Regions from separate parts of the Homo sapiens genome. Here region 1 is linked to region 2. The links are chromatin loops, found by intact Hi-C in ENCODE. Cell type or tissue: Caco-2. All regions are shown on one strand. Links, peaks and the distances in the headings refer to the core of each region. The heading gives the core; the rest is flanking DNA.

Evidence for each region. Hi-C counts contacts between places; a loop is a spot of excess contacts. Peaks named below come from ENCODE experiments on the same cell type or tissue, not always from the same donor. Only the 100,000 strongest peaks of a DNase experiment are listed, where the experiment ranks them.
Region 1: it touches region 2 in a loop (9-fold over the local background); 1 of 110 quality-filtered maps calls a loop at or near these places.

The regions. Positions count from the first base shown.
Region 1 is chr5:130,312,309-130,322,782 of GRCh38, reverse strand. No RefSeq gene overlaps it. Among named protein-coding and RNA genes, the nearest start is that of CHSY3-AS1, 410 kb to the right of the region's middle. In Caco-2, for the core only: no CTCF peak of the experiment used is centred there; a DNase peak (open chromatin) is centred at 5,472.
Region 2 is chr5:130,386,858-130,397,331 of GRCh38, reverse strand. No RefSeq gene overlaps it. Among named protein-coding and RNA genes, the nearest start is that of CHSY3-AS1, 490 kb to the right of the region's middle. In Caco-2, for the core only: no CTCF peak of the experiment used is centred there; no DNase peak of the experiment used is centred there.

The DNA of each region.
Region 1 (10,474 bases), core at 4,526-7,025, 75 kb after region 2:
TTAAATTAATAACCCTTAAAATCTTTGCTTGGTATCAGCAGCCATTCACAAGAGTAATATATAGGAGCTATAAGTAGGGGTTTAACCAACCTGTAGAAATGTCTTTTACTCTATAACTTAACAGTTCTGCCAGAGTTTTACTTAACTAGAATTATACCAAAATAATACCTGTTATTTTGAGGACACATTTACAAAATAATAAAGAATACTTTACACTGCTACCAAAACAACATTATGAAGCCTGAAGAGAGCATGTCAGGAAGACAGAATGCATAATTTTTCTCACATACTACAGCCAAAAGCCTACAAATGGTGTTCATTGTTGGTTCAATAATACATTCTAACATTCTCGCATCTTGTGATGTCATGTTTTTAATCTTTAGATACTGATTCCATAGATTAAAATCTACAATCTTATCTAATTTGGAACCAACAAATTCTCTGATTGGGTGTATCTGAAACACTATCTTGAAAATGAGCTTGGCCCTAAGGAATTATCATTTTTTCTTAACAAATGGACTATGATGCTTGTGCAAATATTTACCTTAAATCAACAATCTTAAATCAAATGCAATATTCTATTTGCAAAACTGTATAGCTTAACTTTCCATAAAGAAGGTGGATACTCACCCTCAGGACTGTGAAAATTACACTTCTATAAATGGCAGGTGTGAATCTCTTATTCAAAATGTGTGAAAAATAGAATCAGAGTTAATTTGTTTTGCCACAGACCTATTTCCCCTCATTCTTCCTTCATACTAAAAAAAATTAGTCATGTGCATTTTAGAATTTTTAGAGTCAAATTATATTGATTATTACTTTTGACTATAGGGAGAAGAATTTTCATTGTCCAAGTTTAATGAAATTTTACTCTCAAGTAGACTGGATTAGCCAAGAAACAAATTCACAATGTAAATATGTAAAATTTCCTTTAACAAGACTGTTCATAAAATTCTGATAACATATTTTCTTTAATTTTTTAAACTTTTATTTTAGATTTACGGGTATATGTGAAGGTTTGTTATGTAGGTCACTGGGGTTTGTTGTACAGATTATTTGGTCACCCAGGTACTAAGCATAGTACATATTTTTTCTGCTCCTCTCCCTCCTCCACCTCCACCCTCAAGTAGGCCTTGGTATCTGTTGTTGCTCTTTTTATGTTCATATGTTCTCATTGTTTAGCTCCCAATTACAAGTGAGAAGATGCAGTATTTGTTTTATGTTCCTGCATTAATTTGCTTAGGATAATGGCTTCCAGCACCATCCATGTTGCTGCAAAGGACATGATCTTGTGCTTTTTTATGGCTGCATAGCATTCCATGGTGTATATGTACCATATTTTACTTTTTTTCTTTTTTTGAGACAGAGTTTCGCTCTATTGCTCAGGCTGGAGTGCAGTGGCACGATCTTGGCTCACTGCAAGCTCCACCTCCCAGGTTCACACCATTCTCCTGACTCAGCCTCCTGAGTAGCTGGGGCTACAGGTGTCCACCACCATGCATGGCTAATTTTTTTTTTTTTTGTATTTATAGTAGAGATGGGGTTTCACCATGTTAGCCAGGATGGTCTCAATCTCCTGACCTCGTGATCCACCCACTTTGGCCTCCCAAAGTACTGGGATTACAGGCATGAGCCACCACACCCAGCCTGCATTTTCTTTATTCAGTATACTGTTGATAGGTATTTAGATTGATTTCATGTTTTTGGTGTTGTGAATAGTGCTGTGATGAACATATATGCACATATGTGTCTTTACGGTGGAATAATTTATATTTCTTTGGGTATATGCCCAATTATGGGATGTCTGGGTTGAATGGTAATTCTGTTTTAAGTTATTTGAAGAATCCACACACTGCTTTCTACAGTGGTTGAACTACTTTACATTCCCACCAGCAGTATATGTGATCCCTTTTCTCTGCAACTTCACCAGCATCTGTTATTTTTTGCCTTTTTAATAAGAGTCATTCTGACTGGTGTGAGATGGTATCTCATGGTGGTTTTGACTTGCATTTCTCTAGTGAGTAGTGATGTTGAGCATTTTTACATATGCTTATTGACCATGTGTATGTCTTCTTTTGAAAGGTGTCTGTTCATGTTCTTTGCCCACTTTGTAATGGAGTTGTTTGGTTCTTGCTTGTAAATTTGTTTAAGTTCCTTATCGATTCTGGAAATTAGACCTTCGTCAAATGCATAGGTTGCATTTTAGGTCAGAAAGTTGTATCTGAAAGGAATACGTACGTGAAAGGTCCATGGAAGCAAATTCCACTTTACTTGTTTATTCTCACTTTTCCTCTGCACCACTCCTTCCCCTGCTCCCCTCTCCCCTACCCAACCACAGCAACCATTCTATACCATTGAATGTTATGTTTTTTCACCCCGTATGTGTTTTATGAAACATGTATTGTTATTTTGTGTGGACATATTTTTAGTTTATATAAATGATATTGGATTATATAGCTTATTTCATCTTGTTTTTTAACTTTTCTCACATAAGCTCTGAGTTTTTTATTTTTTCAGTTGATTTTTTATCATAGTAAGATCTACATTCAGTGTAATATAAAGATCTTAAATGTATATTTTGATGAGTTTTCCTAAAAGCATTCATTTATTTAACCATTACACCACTGAGGTATAGAATGATTCTATCACACCTGGAAATTTCTTATTGACTCCTTTAGTCAATCTTCAGCCACTTTTTAAATTTATATCAAGACTTGGAAGTCAAAGCTTACAAACCAGAAAATACTAAAATTATTTCTACCAGATAAAGTGTGGAACTGAACAGAATGAAAAATGAAAGATCAAACAGTTCACAAGACTTAATCTGGAAATCCTGTAATTGTGATGTTTTGACTTGAAAGAATCTTTTGACATAACTGCTATTTTTAATTGGATAAATTTACACTCTATACTAGGATAAAATTAAATTAAGAAGGTCTACAATTTGTATCTAAATGTAAACTATTCAAAAAGTTAATAAATAGGATTTATTTTATGAGTTTAGCTTAAAAATATTTATCAAAGAAAGGTCTTCTAAAGGAGAAAAAAGAAGAAAATAACTGGAAAAATACATGGGTTTAAAATTTTACACATTTCAATATGAAAAGAACAAAAATTGATAATATCGCCCATCAAAAAAATTTTTTGAGATTACCAAGTACCTCACATGTAGAAAGAATATTTTCTCCATTAATATTTTCTTTAGAGAAGAATTATAAACTGTTTTAAAGTTACTAAGTATAAAATATAACTTTAAAAATTATTGGAGTTATTTGGAAAAATAAAAATAAGACCAGCTGAAAAAAATCTAAGTGCTTCAGAAAAATATCAGTGACAAAGTATTAGAAGAAAATAAAGTTTAAAAACTGATTATGTACCAAGAATAAGTAATTTACTTAGTCTATGTTTAATTTTAGATAATGAATGGGATTTTTTAAAATTTTGCTTTAATATGTACAGATGTATATTATTTTTAAGAAAGTTATTTTTGAATGTAATTTTTTAGCAAAAGTGTTTTGCAGGTCAATAAATATAATCAAACTAATTTATCAGTCAATAAATATTTAAAAATTAAATTACTTCATTTGTTTGATTTTTTTGTGACAGTATCTTGCTCTGTTGTCTACGCTGGAGTGCAGTGGCACAATCTTGGCTCACTGCAACCTCCACCTTCCGGTTCAAGTAATTCTCCTGCCTCAGCCTCCTGAGTAGTTGGGATTACAGGAACATGCCACCATGCCAGGCTAATTTTTGTATTTTTAGTAAATACGGAGTTTCACCATGTTGGCCAGGCTGGTCTCAAACTCCTGACCTCAAGTGATCCACTCACCTCAGCCTCCCAAAGTGCTGGGATTACAGGCATGAGCCACCATGCTCAGCCAAATTATTTAATTTTTTAAGCATTACTTTTTACTCTCTGAAGTGCCCTGGTTCAAGCAGTAAGTTATATGGTCACCATTATAAAGGGGCAATGTCCAATGTCCTTGAGAGTTTTTATATATGACAATTGCTCCCAAAGAAAGTAGAGGTACAATACCTACCAATGCGTTATCCTTTTTGTTTCTTGTTTGGATATTTCTCCCTCCCTCCCTGACATTGTAGGTCTCTGTGGAAGCACAGACATTCTCTGTCTTGTTCACTGCTTTAAGCTGAGCACATAGAATGCTGTCTAAAAAGTAGCAGAGGCTAACAAATTTTCAAAGATGGTCTTTTGTTAATAGGATAGGTGTCTTTTCATCACAGCTAATGAGAATTTGCATTCCCACTAAGCTCATTTATATAAAACTATAATGAAATTATTTTTATTTGTGTTTGGTCATGGCAATAAAATGAATTTCAACAAATGCTTCAACATTTAAAAACTATATTTGTATTATAAATTACCATAGTAGAAATATTCATACTTGAGAGTTTTAAAATTTCAATTATTAAAAGATTCTTTATTTTTAAACATAGCCAGAATTTCCCCTAGAACAATGATGTTACAATTTTATACCCTCAGAATTTATTTTAATAAGTATGAAATACAAGTTATCCAGATATTAAAGCATTTATGTATATTAGGTCACATTAACATTAGTGACATTTATTGTTACTGCTGCCATTCTTCCAAATCGCATCTTGCAGGATCTTCATCCCTGACAAGCTCAGCCCAAGTGTTTCTAGAGCATGTTTGTCATTTGTCCATGAACTATCCCACTGCACTTACCCAGCTGTGTCTTCAGATCTTCCAGGTACTCTTTCAGCCACCTTGGTTTTGGCAGGCCTACAAGTACTCTGTTAGGCACTAGGATTTCTGCTAAGCAACTTATTGCTCCATCTGGAGCTAACCTGAGGCATCACCACTGAGGCACCAATGCCCTCATGGCATCAAAGCTACTCACTGATGTGTTGCGAGTTGAATATACCTTTGTAGTATATTCTATGTGACATGAGTTGCTGCTTGTGTGCTCTTGCGTTATGGCCCTGTTCTCAGACCAAACCAAGGGTCAGGCTGCTTATTCTTGTGGCCCAATAACGAGATGCAGATGAACTGGGAAAGAAGAGTTTATTTCTGTTACTGGGTACAAGGAGAAGGCCGAGAAAGTATTACCAGACCAACTCAATATTACAAAGTTTTCCAGCGCTTATATACCTTCTAAGCTACATGTCTACCTGTAAGTGTAAGTGTGCATTCATCTAAAGACACAAATGATTAACTTCTTCTAATCTATAACTAAGGTCTGAGTCCTTAAGGCCTTGCTCTGGAGCCTCAGTAAATTTACTTAATCTTGATGGGTCCAGGTGATAGGGGTGATTACCCTTATCTTGTCTCCTGCGAAATCATGGAGGTTTGGGGAGTTCCCCAATAAAACTTGTTTGTGGAGGTCTGCAGAGTTTCTTCAGACCCCCAATAAAACTTGTTTAATCTTAAACGGGTCCTGTTAAGAATTCCCTCATTATCTTGTCACGCTTCAGGGCCCAGGAAAAGCCTTGGCAAAACCCTTGGTGGGCTTTTGTTACATTCCAGCCTTTGTATAAGGGCACTGGCCCTATCAGCTTTTAATGTTTAACTTAACCACTCAGTCAGTGCTAAAAAAGTCGTCATGGAGGCCTGCCTGTTCAGCTGTTAGTGAGACCTGGCCTGCCACAGCCCTATTATTTTTACTTATATCACTTTCTTTCATAAGGACTCAGACACGTGGCTATTAGCCCAGGCTGTTGAAAACCACCATGGTGTAGTGAGAATTATTACCACCTTTGTAATGACGAAGGCTTTGTAATGGGAAAGTTATTTTGGCCTGCCTCTTTTTGCCTATAGAAAGCCTTTACACATGGTCCTCTCTTGACTCTTTTAACAGTTGGCCAGACGTGGTCAGACATGTTAAAATTCAGAATTCCTAGATATCTTGAATGTCTCAGGGATATTTATACAAAGGGGGGTTTTCTCCTGCTTTAATTCATGCTCAGTTTAGGAGACCTACATTTTGATTAATATGTTTTTAAATGCTAAGATTAATCAATTAAATGATCTTATTAATTTAAAATAAAATTATGAATTTATTATTGTATTTTAAAAAATACATCAAACCTCTTAAACGGAAGATAAAAAATACAGAAGCTCAGCACTCACAAACTCAACAAAAGAGTTCCAACTGCACCTATTTTAAAATTTAAACTCCATGAGTTTTATTCTATATTGATTCTTATACTTTCTTTGTACAGTAATATATATTATTCTGATACTCACAAAGGTAATGATATTATTTTGATACTTTTCCATGGTAAAGGTAATCTAACAAAAAGAATGTAACCAGATAGCAGAAAGTTATAGCATCTAGATTATTAACTCTTTGATATTGATTATGAACTGGTAATTCAAATTAGAACTAACATACATTGAGTTAAAACATTTCTAAAAATTATACATCACTTACTATATCAATAGGACTTTTAGCTCCATTTCTTTCACATAGTTTTTTTTTAATTGAACATTGTACCCAATAGGTAATTTTTAACCTCAGCCCCCTCCCACCCTCTCCACTTTTGGAGTCCCCAGTATCTATTATTTCCATCTTTATGTTCATATGTATCCATTGTTTAGCTCCCACTTATATGTGAGAACATGTGATATTTGATTTTCTGTTTCTAAGTTAGTTCACTTAGGAAAATGGTCTCCAGCTCCATCTCTGTTACTGCAAAGGATATGATTTCATTCTTTTAATGCCTATTGGCCATGATTATTAGTCTCTTTTTCAGTCTCACTTGGTAACAGTTTAGCTTATGGAAATGCCTTAATTTCAATACTCCCCCAGACATTTTAAAAGCATCTTTGCTTTCTAGCAATATTTCATACACTTTTTATTTTTAATGTTTTCCTGGTCAAAGACATGAAATCAGTTACTCTTCACATAAAAGTTTAAATTTAGAGTGAAATAGAGTCTAAATATCGGCACTAGGTATAAATATTTTATTTTTTCTCCATGTTCACTGATGGTATTCACTCCCTGCTGGGTCTGTTTGGTGACAGTGCTGAAATATATATTTCTTACTAAAATAGTGAGCTCACATAGATATTTCCTAATTAATTTTTGTAGTAAATCACTTTATTTTTTCCAGTATAAAACTTTAAGTAATTCTTATATCATATATTTCTAATTTTGATCATTCTCCCAAACTTAATTTCACCCAAATCTCTTTAAGTTTACACTGACCACACACAAACAAACACATTCACACATACACACAAATAGCTTTCCACCCCTACATTGGATTTGACTCTGGCTCAAAGTAAAATCTCTGCTACTAGCATTGTAATAGAAAATCTGTGAACAATTAATTAGCACACTAACTTATTTTTACTATTAGGTCAAACAAAGATCTACTAATATAATGATTAGTTATGAAAATTTAGCCCCATTTGAAATTATGGACATTTATAGTCAATTATTATTTTAAAAATTTCTAATTCTATCCATTTCTCCAATAATATTGCCTTCATGTCTCTACCTTCAACCAGAATTTATAGTGGATTCTTACTGCTGATCAAATAAAATTTACTTATTTCCGAATGCATTTAATTTTGATTGACTTTACTTTTATCAAACAAATGCATGTACTTATGTAAAAACGTGAGAATAACAATGGAATTTTATATTCTAGTAATCAGAAGCAAGGCAATCCAGACCAACACTTCCATTGAAACAATTAATAAATCTGAAAAAAGTATTAAAAATATCTACTTATATTAGACATCTAATAAGACTATGAAGGATGTTTAGGCCAGGATCCAAAAGAAGGCAGAATCGCAGTAAGGTAGGCCCCAACCTGGCATTGCATTTTTCAAGATATTGTTTGCTAAATCAAGAAGAGGATGAGAAGCTAAGGAGTTGAGTGATCATTTTGACAATCCTGTGCTAGTGGAAAAATATTAGATTCCAGAACATAGAGAAAGAGGCACCTGGTATTTCTCTGTTCTCTGTAGTTATATCACAAAAGATAATACCTTGGGAGTAAGAGTGACTTTGGAAACATACCAGCTCTATAATTTTGACTTGCTGGTACCTTGATAGCCTCCTAGCAGAAGCAAATAAATTCCTCTCTGAAGGAAGAACACTATCCAAGGCTTAAAATTATTTCTAAACTTTTTTTCGTATTCAGTATCTATCATTCAAAATGAAAGTGGAAGATGAGGAATATAATAACATAAACATAAACCAAGAGAAACAACAGACAATAAAAATGAATGCTCAGGGAATACAGCTAATGAAAGTATGACACACATAATTCAAATTAAGTACATTTACTATGTTCAAGGAGATGGAAAGAAAATGAGATTTATAAGAGAAAATTGGAAACCTAAAAACAGAAAACTAGACAAACAAAATAAATCTAAATTCTAGAACTGAGAAATATAAAACCAAAGTAAGAACTCTAAATATGGGTTCAATAACATATTAGAAAAATAATTAGGCACTGAAAGACATGTCAGAAGAAAATTTTCAGGAGTAAGTTTAAAGAGATTAAAAAGAAAAGAATACATATGTACAGAAAGATGATAAAAGAGATACAGAGAAAAGGTAGAACATGTATATGGGTAATGGAGTGGTAGAGGTAGAGGAGCTACTAATAACAGATGGGTAGGAGTAGAAATAGAAAGGAAGTGGTGAAAAAAATGTAAATTGTTTTTAAAAATCAAGTTTGATTACAGAGAGCAATATACCCTAAAACAGGATAAATCAAAAGAAAAGCACACTGGACTTAAATTTCCAGCCAATATAGAATTACAGAGGACAAATTTGTCATTTGGCATAAAATACATGAGAATGTTTTTCAATATGTTAGACATCCAGCAATGAAGGACAATTATTCCTGAGAGGCAAGACATAAAAAAGTTGAGGCCTATAATTACCACAGTTTACTGCCTGGAAAGAGGCCATGCCTAGCTGAAAAAGGAGAAAGTAAGAAAGCAGTCAGGCAGGCAGTTAGGGTGGGTCATTGGTAAAATTCCTTCAAACAAAGAACAGCCTGAAAATCAAGCAGTAGGCCCCAGAAAAGAAAGAGCGCATGTCCTTGAATAGAAATGCTTGCCCTGTGAACTGAGATGAACAAATTCAACCTCTTTTTGGACACATTTGTCTCTCCTTGGCATGACTTAGTTTCTTACTTTTCACCTATTGGTCTCTTAGTTTTCACCTATTTTACATATGCCTACCTTTCTATAATTGGCTGTGGGCTAAGTATTCATTTACATAGGGTGAGTCATCACTTCAATACCTGACTGGTCCGGGGCCAAGGTGCCAGGCCAAGACTTCACCTCTGCCTCCAATTGGTTCTTTACACTATCATACATCGTTCTAACTTGTGCTTTCTCCAAAATGACCTGTAGACCAGTCAGCTTATTCCTCTCCATTCCAGTCCATAAAGTCCCTAAACTCAGCCTTATAGCTGGCAACCCTCTTTTGGGCTCCCTTTCTGCTATAGAGTGATTCCTCTTTTGCTTATTAAACTGTCACTCCAACCTCACCTTTGGTGTCCATGCTCCTTATTTTTCTTGGTCATGAGACAAAGAACTCTGGGTAATACCTCAGACAACAAGGCTACTTCATAGGAAGTGGGAATTTGGTAGGATCTTGGTTCCCTGAGGTGAGGCAACAGAGCTTGGAGTCTAGGGATTCTTAGACAGCTGTAGTATATAGGGCAAAATCCCAGAGAAGACAGGGCTGCTCCAACAGAGACTCTGAATATGTGCAGAGGTTTCCCCTCAGTCTTCAGCTGAGGATTGATCAGCACACGTATATGAGGAAATTGAGGACAGGAGAAAAAAACACTGCAAAAAAGGAGAAGGAACAAGCACTGGGCTCCCTCCAGACAAACGGATAAATCTCATATAAAAAATACATAAAATACAAACATATAACACAAAATATGCAGCACCAAACAAGATAAAAATTGCAATTTCTGCTATCCTATAAAAATATCCGGGCATGAAAAGAAAAAAGGAAAATGTAATCATAAGGAGAAAATTCTATCAAAACACACTATCCGAGAAATAGATATAATTAGTAGACAAGGACATCAAAATAGCTTATAATTGTACTCCATATTTTCAAAAACCTATAGGAAATATTGGCCTGTTAAAAAGAGGGAGGATGGATATAAAAAAGACCCAAATTGTACTTTTAGAAATGAAAATAATGTCAAAAAAATTTTAATGCATTAGATATGATTAATGGCAGATTGGACATTGATTCCCAAAAGATTAGGGAACTGGAGGCTGGGCACGGTGGCTCACATCTGTAGTCCCAGCACTTTGGGAGGCCGAAGCAGGCGGATCACGAGGTCAAGAGTTCCAGACCAGCCTGGTCAATATGGTGAAACCCAGTCTCTACTAAAAATAAAAAAATTAGCTGGGCATGATGGCACACGCCTGTAGTCCCAGCTACCTGGGAGACTGAGGCAGGAGAATTGCTTGAGCCTGGGAGGCGGAGGTTGC
Region 2 (10,474 bases), core at 4,336-6,835:
CAAGATGACATTTGGGAGACATAATTCAGCTGAGCCGTATCAATAAGCTTCTGAAATGAAATGACCAGTTACAGGACTTCTATATTATAATCAGCTCTGTATGGATGGAGATAGCTGCACTCTTCTTACTGTATTTCTTCCTGATGAAATGCCACTGGACCAACTACAGAAAGGAATACAATTTTATGTAAAAAAAAAAAATGTGATCATTAGCTGCTCAACTAGATTAGTTAAAGTGGGTCATTTTACTTGCACTATTTAATTCTCATAATAATTACTGATACATTTTAAGACTCAACTGATGGCTTTTAAAGCTAAAAGAAAAATCAATATTCATTTAAAGCAATGGAAAGAAAGACTGTTTCTGGATAAATTCAATATTTAAGGAAGAGACTTACAAATCTATTTAAGTGGAAATATCAGCTATAGAAACTTAAAGTAAATCGGAAGCTAACCAGCCATGGCTGTTTCATTATCTTCAAGTGAAAGGCAATCTCTGGAAATTGTGTGCTTTTGATTAATATAATTTACATGGCCTGTTTTCATTTCCCTGTAAATGTCTACAGAAAAATGAACAGCAACCAAAATCTTCCTTTCATAATCCAATAGGTAACAAAAGACAAAGTTTACATATTTTTTTTTCAAAAAAAATTTATTTATTTAACTTATAGGGCACATGCTGTATGCCAGACTCGTCACTGAAAATACTAGGCCTCTGTCTGAGTGGAAGGGTTTTCTATGGGAGAAGAAATGCCAGTGAAGACTTTGTAATTCAAAGAATACATTTTTATTTTAATCAACGGTTATGAAACATTTCAGAAGTGTCCCAAGTGTGTGCCATGTGTATTCAATTATGAATACCATTAATGATGTAAAACATTGACTTTTAATGATAAAAATCAAGTGAGATATAAAAATTTGTTCTAAATGTGAAATATGGTGAATTCTATAAAAAAAACCCCCCCTTTTTTTTTTTTTACTGATTATTAGGGATTCAAATTTGTGATCTTTAAAACTATGTTAAGATGCTTGTATCTTTTACATCATAAGGGCTTTATTTACTCAGTTTTTATGAAGTCCAAAGACTCTTTCCAAACTAAAGTTTAGTTAATTTGGGTTGTATTTTTAGTATGGCATTAGTTAGCATTTTCATCTTGAAATTCCTCTACCAGATGTTGACAAACTTTTTCAATAAAGGGCTAGATAATAAATATTTTAAGCATTGTGGGCCATATATTATCTGTGGCAACTATTCAATTATATTTCTGTAGGGTAAAATCAGCCATAGACAATATATAATGAAGGTATTTATGTTCGCATAAAACTTTATTTCAAAAACAGGAAGTGGCCTAGATTTGGTTTTTGGGCCATAGGTTGCCAATCTGTGCTTTTTACAATAGGTTTAATTTCTTTATTATCAATTGTAAGATCTCTTTCCCTGTTAGCCTTTATTATATGTAATAACTTTTTATTCTATTTAATTCTTTATTCTTTATTATTTTCACAAAATAACCTTGAACCTCAACTACAATTGATATTATAATGTGTTTTTTCACCCTACATTAACAAATATGTACTTTAACTGTTAATTCCATGTAAATTAATGATTATAGCACTTTCTTAAGCTATATTTATTACTACATGACAGAATACCTTCAAAAGTTTATACAATTTCCTTATGGTGACACCCACTGAAAAACCTTAAGTTTGGACTAAGCTCAATACCTTGGAGTTACATAGTATCATGCAATTTTGGAATACGAGACCTGGGAAAGTTGAGAGGTAAAAGGATTTTACCTCTCAAATTGTCCCAAAATTCTCCTAAAAGAACCTCCCTAAATTCTCCTAAGTTGTAGTCTGTTGTTTTTTCTACTGTAGTATGATAATTTTGAACTCTGACCTTATGTGCTTAATTTCCAGTTATGTTCATGGCCATCTTCAATTCTCAGTCAGATTGCTATGTCCTGGAAGTAATTAGTGAGAACATTTCATTTCCCTTGATAAAGATAGAAAATATTATTTTTTGTATTATGGTCTATATGTGCCTATACAAGTTGCATGCTTCATAAGAAAGATATAGAAATACAAGATTGATGAGAAAAATATATAAACTCTTCGATATAAACAGGATGTTAGATAGATTTCTTGACCTTCACATAGTAAAATGGTTGCAATAACTGAGGACATATTCCTAGACTCAATTATTGTTATTTATTTTAAAGATTATTTTCTTTTGGCAGAATGTTTTTAAGTTATTTTGGAAACAGAAGAAGAAAGAGTGAAAAAGAATGCTTAAATGCAAAGGAGATCTTTTAAAACAAATTATTCTTTTTCTTTTTTTAAAATTATACTTTAAGTTCTGGGAGACACGTGCAGAATATGCAGGTTTGTTACATAGATAGACATGTGCCATGGTGATTTGCTGCACCCATTAATCCGTCATCTGCGTTAGGTATTTCTTCTAATGCTATCCCTCCCCTTGACCCCACACCCCGACAGGCCCTGGTATGTAATGTTCCTCTGCCTGTGTCCATGTGTTCTCATTGTTCAGTTCCCACTTATGAGTGAGAATATGCAGTGTTTTGTTTTCTGTTCCTTTCTTAGTTTGCTAAGAATGATGGTTTACAGCTTCATCCATGTCCCTACAAAAGACATGAACTCATCCTTTTTATGGCTGCATAGTATTCCATGGTGTATATGTGCCACATTTTCTCTATCCAGTCTATAATTGATGGGCAGTTGGGTTGGTTCCAAGCCTTTGCTATTGTGAATAGTGCTACAGTAAACATACGTGTGCGTGTGTCTTTATGGTAGAATTATTTATAATCCTTTGGGTATATACCAAGTAATGGGATTGCTGGATCAAATGATATTTCTGGTTCTAGTTCCTTGAGGAATCACCACACTGTCTTCTACAATGGTTGAACTAATTTACACTCCCCAAAACAGTGTAAAAGTGTTCCTGTTTCTCCACATCCTCTCCAGCAGCTGTTGTTTCCTGACTTTTTAATGATTGCTATTCTAACTGGCATGAGATGATATCTCACTCTGGTTTTGATTTGCATTTCTCTAATGACCAGTGATGAGCTTTTTTTCATATGTTTATTGGCCACATAAATGTCTTCTTTTGAGAACTGTCTGTTCATATCCTTTGCCCACTTTTTGATGGGATTGTTTGTTTTATTCTTGTAAATTTGTTAAAGTTTTTTGTAGATTCTGGATATTAGTCCTTTGTCAGATGGATAGATTGCAAAAATTTTCTCCCATTCTGTAGGATGCCTGTTCACGCTGATGATAGTTTCTTTTGCTGTGCAGAAGCTGTTTAGTTTAATTAGATCCTATTTGTCTATTTTGGCTTTTGTTGCCATTGCTTTTGGTGTTTTAGTCATGAAGTCTTTGCCCATGCCTATGTCCTGAATGGTATTGCCTAGTTTTCTTCTTGGGTTTTAATGGTATTAGGCCTTATGTTTAAGTCTTTAATCCATCTTGAGTTAGTTTTTGTATAAGGTGTAAGGAAGGGGTCCAGTTTCAGTTTTCTGCATATGGCTCACCATTTTCCCAACATCATTTATTAAATAGGGAATCCTTTCCCCATGGCTTATTTTTGTCAGGTTTGTCAAAGATCAGATGGTTGTAGCTGTGTGGCATTATTTCTGAGGCCTTTGTTCTATTCCATTGGTTTATATATCTGTTTTGGTACCAGTACCATGCTGTTTTGGTTACTGTAGCCTTGCAGTATAGTTTGAAGTCAGGTAGCGTGATGCCTCCAGCTTTGTTCTTTTTGCTTAGGATTGTGTTGGCTATACAGGCTCTTTTTCCGTTCCATGTGAAATTTAAAGTAGTTTTTTTTTTAATTCTGTGAAGAAAGTCAATGGTAGCTTAATGGAAATTACATTGAATCTATAAATTATTTTGAGCAGTATGGCCATTTTCACGATATTGATTCTTCCTACCCATGAGCATGGAATTTTTTTCCATTTGTTTGTATCCTCTCTTGTTTCCTTGAGCAGTGGTTTGTAGTTCTCCTTCAAGAGGTCCTTCACATCCCTTGTAAGTTGGATATCTAGGTATTTATACTCTTTGTAGCAATTGTGAATAGGAGTTCACTCATGATTTGGCTTTCTGTCTGTTATTGGTGTATAGAAATGCTTGTGATTTTTGCACATTGATTTTCTATCCTGAGATTTTGCTGAAGTTGCTTATCAGCTTAAGCAGTTTTTGGGCTGAGACGATAGGGTTTCTTAAATATGCAATCATGTCATCTGCAAACAGAGACAATTTGACTTCCTCTCTTCCTATTTGAATACCTTTATTTCTTTGCCTTGCCTTATTGCCCTGACCCGAATGTCCAGTACTATGTTGAATAGGAGTGGTAAGAGAGGGCATCCTTGTCTTGTGCTGGTTTTCAAAGGGAATACTTTCAGCTTTTGCCCATTCAGTATGATATTGGCTGTGGGTTTGTCATAAATAGCTTATCATTTTGAGATACGTTTCATCAATACCTAGTTTATTGAGTGTTTTTGGCATGAAGATGTGTTGAATTTTATTGAAGGCCTTTTCTGCATCTATTGAGATAATCATGTGGTTTTTGTCATTGGTTCTGTTTATGTGATGGGTTACATTTATTGATTTGTGTATGCTGAACCAGCCTGGCATCCCAGGGATGAAGCTGACTCATTTGTGGTGGATAAGCCTTTTGATGTGCTGCTGGATTCGGTTTGCTGGTATTTTATTGAGGATGATTTTTGCATCAGTGTTCATCAGGGATATTGGCCTGAAATTTTCTTTTTTTGTTGTGTTTCTGCCAGGTCTTAGTATCAGGATAATGCTGGCCTCATAAAATGAATTGGGAGGAGTCCCTGTTTTTCTATTGTTTGGAATAGTTTCAGGAAGAATGGTACCAGCTCCTCTTTGTACCTCTGGTAGAATTGGCTATGAATCTGTCTGGTCCTGGGCTTTTTCTGGTTGGTAGGCTATTAATTACTCCCTCAATTTCAGAACTTGTTATTGGTCTATTTGGGGATTCGACTTCTTCCTGGTTTATTCTTGGGAGAGTGTATGTATCCAGGAATTTATCCATTTCCTTTAGATTTTCTAGTTTACTTACACAGAGGTGTTTATAGTATTCTGTGATGGTAGTTTGTATTTCTGTGGGATCAGTGGTTATATCCCCTTTATCATTTTTTACTGTATCTATTTGTTTCTTCTCTCTTTTCTTCTTTCTTAGTCTGGCTAGCAGTCTATCGATTTTGTTAATCTTTTCAAAAAACCAGCTCCTGGATTCATTGATTTTTTTGAAAGATTTTTTGAAAGAGTCTCTGTCTCTTTCAGTTCTGCTCTGATCTTAGTTATTTCCTGTCTTCTGCTAGCTTTGGAATTTGTTTGCTCTTGCTTATCTAGTTATTTTGTGATGTTAGGGTGTTGACTTTAGATCTTTCCCACTTTCTCAGGTGATCATTTAGTGCTATAAATTTCCCTGTAAACAGTACGTTAGCTGTGTCCCAGAGATTCTGGTACATTGTGTCTTTGTTCTCATTGGTTTCAAAGAGCTTATTTGTTTCTGCCTTAATTTCGTTATTTACCCAGTATTTATTCAAGAGCAGGTTGTTCAATTTCCATTTAGTTGTGTGGTTTTAAAACAAATTGTTTTAGATGTGCCTAGAAAATTATGACTATATGGTCTATAACACTACATTTTGTAGTACAACACTTGTAATGAAAAAAAATCATTATTTCCACCAAAGACCCCTCCTAATTTTTGCATTAACAATTTTCAGATTAAAGCAAAAAATTAATACAATTATCCTTGAAAAGGTATTTTTACAAAGCTCTCAAATTTTTGCTTTTTTCTATATATTTTTCATGTTTAACTTTTTAATTGTATTTTTCCCGTGAAAATCTACCAAGATTTCATTTTTAATCAAAGCTAAATTTTATGTGTTTTTTCTACATATTTATATGTGTACAATCTACATATTTTTATATTTATATATTTAATCCATTTATTTTATAATTGTAATGGACATTTCCACCATTCTGTCTGAGTTTTAGTTGTTGATTTTTACTGCGTTTTGGCTTTTTTCTCTATAAGCTATTTTTGTTTTTATTGCTGTAAGTATTCAGAAAATATTCTTGTCTTTTCATGCTTAGTGGTTGGATTTATTTTTTTAAGAAAAATAGATTTCCCTAATTAACAACATAAAGAATAACTTATCCATTTATATTTTATTTAAATAAAAGGAAGAATCAAGCATGATTTTATTTGGCCTCAGCCACTTCACTCTACATTTTGATTTTAAAAATCTGGGATTTTATACACAGTTAAGTATTATATTTTATCATTATTATCTTTAAATTATGTCTTAAAAAATTTATACAGTAATTATTTAGATGGAATTTTTATTTACTAGGCTTTGTTACTAGGTTTTAAAATTATTGTCCAGATCCCAATTTAAAGGATGCTACTGTTAGTTTTTCATCCCTGAAGACCATATCTCTCCAAGAGGTAGTGGAAATATTTTATTTCTTCTTTGTTTGGATTCTACAGCTTCTTTGTGATTTGCTTAGTGATGATCCCTTTGATATCTTTTAGATAATTAAATCTAAACTGAATTTGTAGAACTCTAATAATGTTGCATATGTATGTCCATTTTTATGAATGTTACAATGGGAAATAAAGATGACAATTCAAACTTTATTAGTAACTAGCTGGTACTGTATCCTAGAAATTTGTGCTTTTATATGGAATAGCTTAAAATATCCTGGAAGAGTCATTATGAGAAAATATTTTGAAAATAAACCAAAAAAAAGCCCTCAACTACAATTAAAATAGTATTATGTTGTCACTATTAACTTTACTCTTACTTCAAATAACACAACTGTTTTTGATCACATTGTTTTAAGTAATAGATTACCTTTAAGGTAAAATCTGCCTATTAGGAAAATTTTAGGGTTCATTTTTCTTCCTCCAATATTAAACAACTTAAGGAATATACTTGAGAAGTTACTCCCTGAAAAATAAAAAACATTGCTGTGTTTTGAATTATCTGATAATTGTATCAACAAACACACATAACTTGTATCAACATTTGGTATAACACAATGAGTAAAGCTTATTTGAGAATCGTATTATTTAAAAGGCCAAAATTTTCAATATGAATTTTGGAGCTGTATATAATAAATTTGAACTATGTTCAACATATTATCAGCTTTCTAAGAACACAGCTGCTAAACAACAAACTAAAATCTAATGAAAAGATAGTCTAGAGGAATAGCTACATAACTAAAACAGCAGAAACATTTTCTTAAACTACAACTTAATATGTTTCTTTTAAGCGTAGAAATCCTAGTTCCTGATCCTTTTCTTTGTAGCTAGGCAGCATTGATGCTGTGCAGTGGTTTCTTTTGGAATGTTACTTCGAGGTTGGATACAGAGAGCACTTCTCTGAGCAGTGGGTTCCTTTTATAGATCCTTTCAAATAAAGGCAGTTGAGTGTATCTGTTGAATGACCCATATGACTACTGGGCAAGTTAGTGAGGATCTAGAAAATCAATGAATATCACTAAGACAAGAAAAACTACTTTTTACATGAGTGATTAAATTTTAAAAATTATTTTTCTCATTTAAAACCATTATTTCAGACATACAGAGAATAGAAATATAAAGATAAAAATTTTGAGGAATTGGTAAAAATAGATATTTCTCATCATGAGGAGTTATACCAGAATCTGCAGTTAAAATAAGATCTAGATAAATTCCTAGTTCTTCAGTGTTCTTATCAGCTACCAGTTTTCTATACCCACATTCAGTGTGAAAGAGTATCTCGTGATGCCCTTTACTTCAAATTTAGAAATCACCTTGTTTATACTTAGTATACTGTCCATGTTCAGGAGAATGACATGAACAGGAAATTATAAGAGAACTGAGTATTTGAGAATCAATTAAATTTTCCACAGGTCTTGTACTGTGAATTTTCTTAAAAGAGAACAAAAGCTAAAAGCTAGCAGGTAATATTGAAAGGCTAGAAATCTGTTGCAATTAGAACACTAATGATAATGCCACTTAAACACTTTTTTTTTTTTTTGAGATGGAGTCTTGCTCCTGTGGCCAGGCTGGAGTGCAGTGGCATGATCTTGGCTCACTGCAACCTCCACCTCCCAGGTTCAAGCAATTCTCCTGCCTCAGCCTCCTGAGTAGCTGGGACTACAGGTGTGTGCCACCACACCCGGCTAATTTTTGTATTTTCAGTAGAGATGGGGGTTCACCATGTTGACCAGGATGGTCTCAATCTCTTGACCCCAGGGGATCCGCCCACCTTGGCCTCCCAAAGTGCTGGGATTACAGGCGCGAGCCACCGTGCCTGGCCTAAATACTCATTTTCTTATGATGTATGTGATGAATACACACACACACACACACACACACACACACACGATTTTCCAAGCATTGTATCTTGCCATTATACTCAGTGAACAGTTAAGCTCTCTCAAATCTCAACACTTTGAGCTTCCAAAATGATTTATTGTTATTAAATGGAGATACAACAATAAGAAGTAGTCTGTATACTCTGTGTATATAGATTTCAGTCTATAATAGGCAGCAGAGCCCAAATTTTGAAGACAAATTATAAAGTTTCTCAGGAAATCCAGGCCTGTTGAAGAGAAGTACAAAGCCATATGCATTATTCTTGTTTTTGCTTTATTTTAAAATCTTATTTATACTAGGATTTCAGAAAACCAAAATTTGATTGGCAATAGAATTGTGTTTTTATGCTGGTTCCTTAAACTAAGGGAAAAAAGAAGTGGCAGTAAGATTATGGATTTCAGTATGTGATCAGAGTCAAATTCTAGGAAGCTTAAGTTGTAGGAACTTGGAAATTCGTTGATTACACATGGTTTCTGAGGAATGCGTATCATTCTCCATGTAGTGGCTTCATTCAATTCCCATATTATAGAGCTTCTCGTTTTCACTTATATAAATATTTAGGTTAGATGAAATAACGACAAACATCAGTAACAATTAAGTAACAGGTAGTATTATTTATATTGCATATAAAATTTAAGAAAGTAACATGAACAAAATTGTGGCCTAAATCATATAGAAATTTAATATAAAGCATCTTTGAAAAATTCCATGGCTGTGCTAATCACCCAAGAATCAATGCCCTTTGATGAATTCACTCTGTGACTCTGGAAAAATGGGAGATAACAATGACCTTCAACCTAAAATCTGGGTATCTGATGAAACCTGTCATCTTTAATTTTGCATAATAACTTATTTTGCATATATTTATTTACAGCGTAATACTGTCCAAATGTAAATACTTGGCATTCTATTTTGTCCATATATCCCTATCTAGTACTCACTCAACACATATCTAGTTCTTTATCTGTTCTACTTCCTTCTACGTCACAATATGTTGAAAACTTTTCATGAGAAAAGTACATTTTTCTCAAAACCATCAATTTTTACGCTTCCTCACCCATGTTATTCTGTGCAAACATCTATCGAGAGAATAAGGGGTGAGTCTTGCTATCAAACCACTTGGGGCTCTTTGCTCCAGAGATTAGTCTTTAGTTTCAAGGAGCATGACTATTTTCCTCAATAAATCTCAATGGGCTCAGACATAAACAGATTGAATGAATTCACAGATGACCTTAGCTGTTCCCTCTCGTATTCTCTTTTCCAAACCATATGTATCAATGATGTTAACATGAGAATGTATGGACCTTGACTTTGTGAAATAATTTAATATATGGAAATACAGGTAAGGCATATAATGGAAGCCAAGAAACTCTTCAGCACTTAAGGTCTAGGTTATGTTTTAGAATTATGTTTTTTATCACTTTTTAAGGCAAAAGTAACAGAATTCGAGTGAATAACTATAGATTACAACACATGAATAGAATTAAACAGTAGAAAGCTTTTGGAGTTGTGAGTAGGGGGGAAATTCTATTATTCATCTGTGTTAAGAAAAACTGGTACACTGAAATGAGTTTCTGGAACTGCCAATGTCTGCAACTCTGAGTACACTACACATAAAAAGTATGGCTAGCTAAAACACATTATTATTTAGGATTTTTACTATATTAATATCATCATAAGCATTGAATCAGAGTTATGTGTTAAACTGAAATTTTATTAAATATTTCATTAAATTGGATAACAGTATCAGTGTAAGAAAAAAACTTGTTAAAAAATAAACTCATTAAAGTTGAATAAAAATACGATGGCTTATTTATAGTATTTTATATTTTTAAGACGGAGTATTCCTCTGTCACCCAGGCTGGAGTGCAGTGGTGCGATCTCAGCTCACTGCAACCTCCACCTCCCGGGTTCAAGCAATTCTCCTGCCTCAGCCTCCCAAGTAGCTGGGACTACAGGCCCCTGCCACTACACCTGGCTAATGTTTGTATTTTTAATAGAGATGGGGTTTCACCTTGTTGGTCAGGCTGGTTTTGAACTCCTGACCTC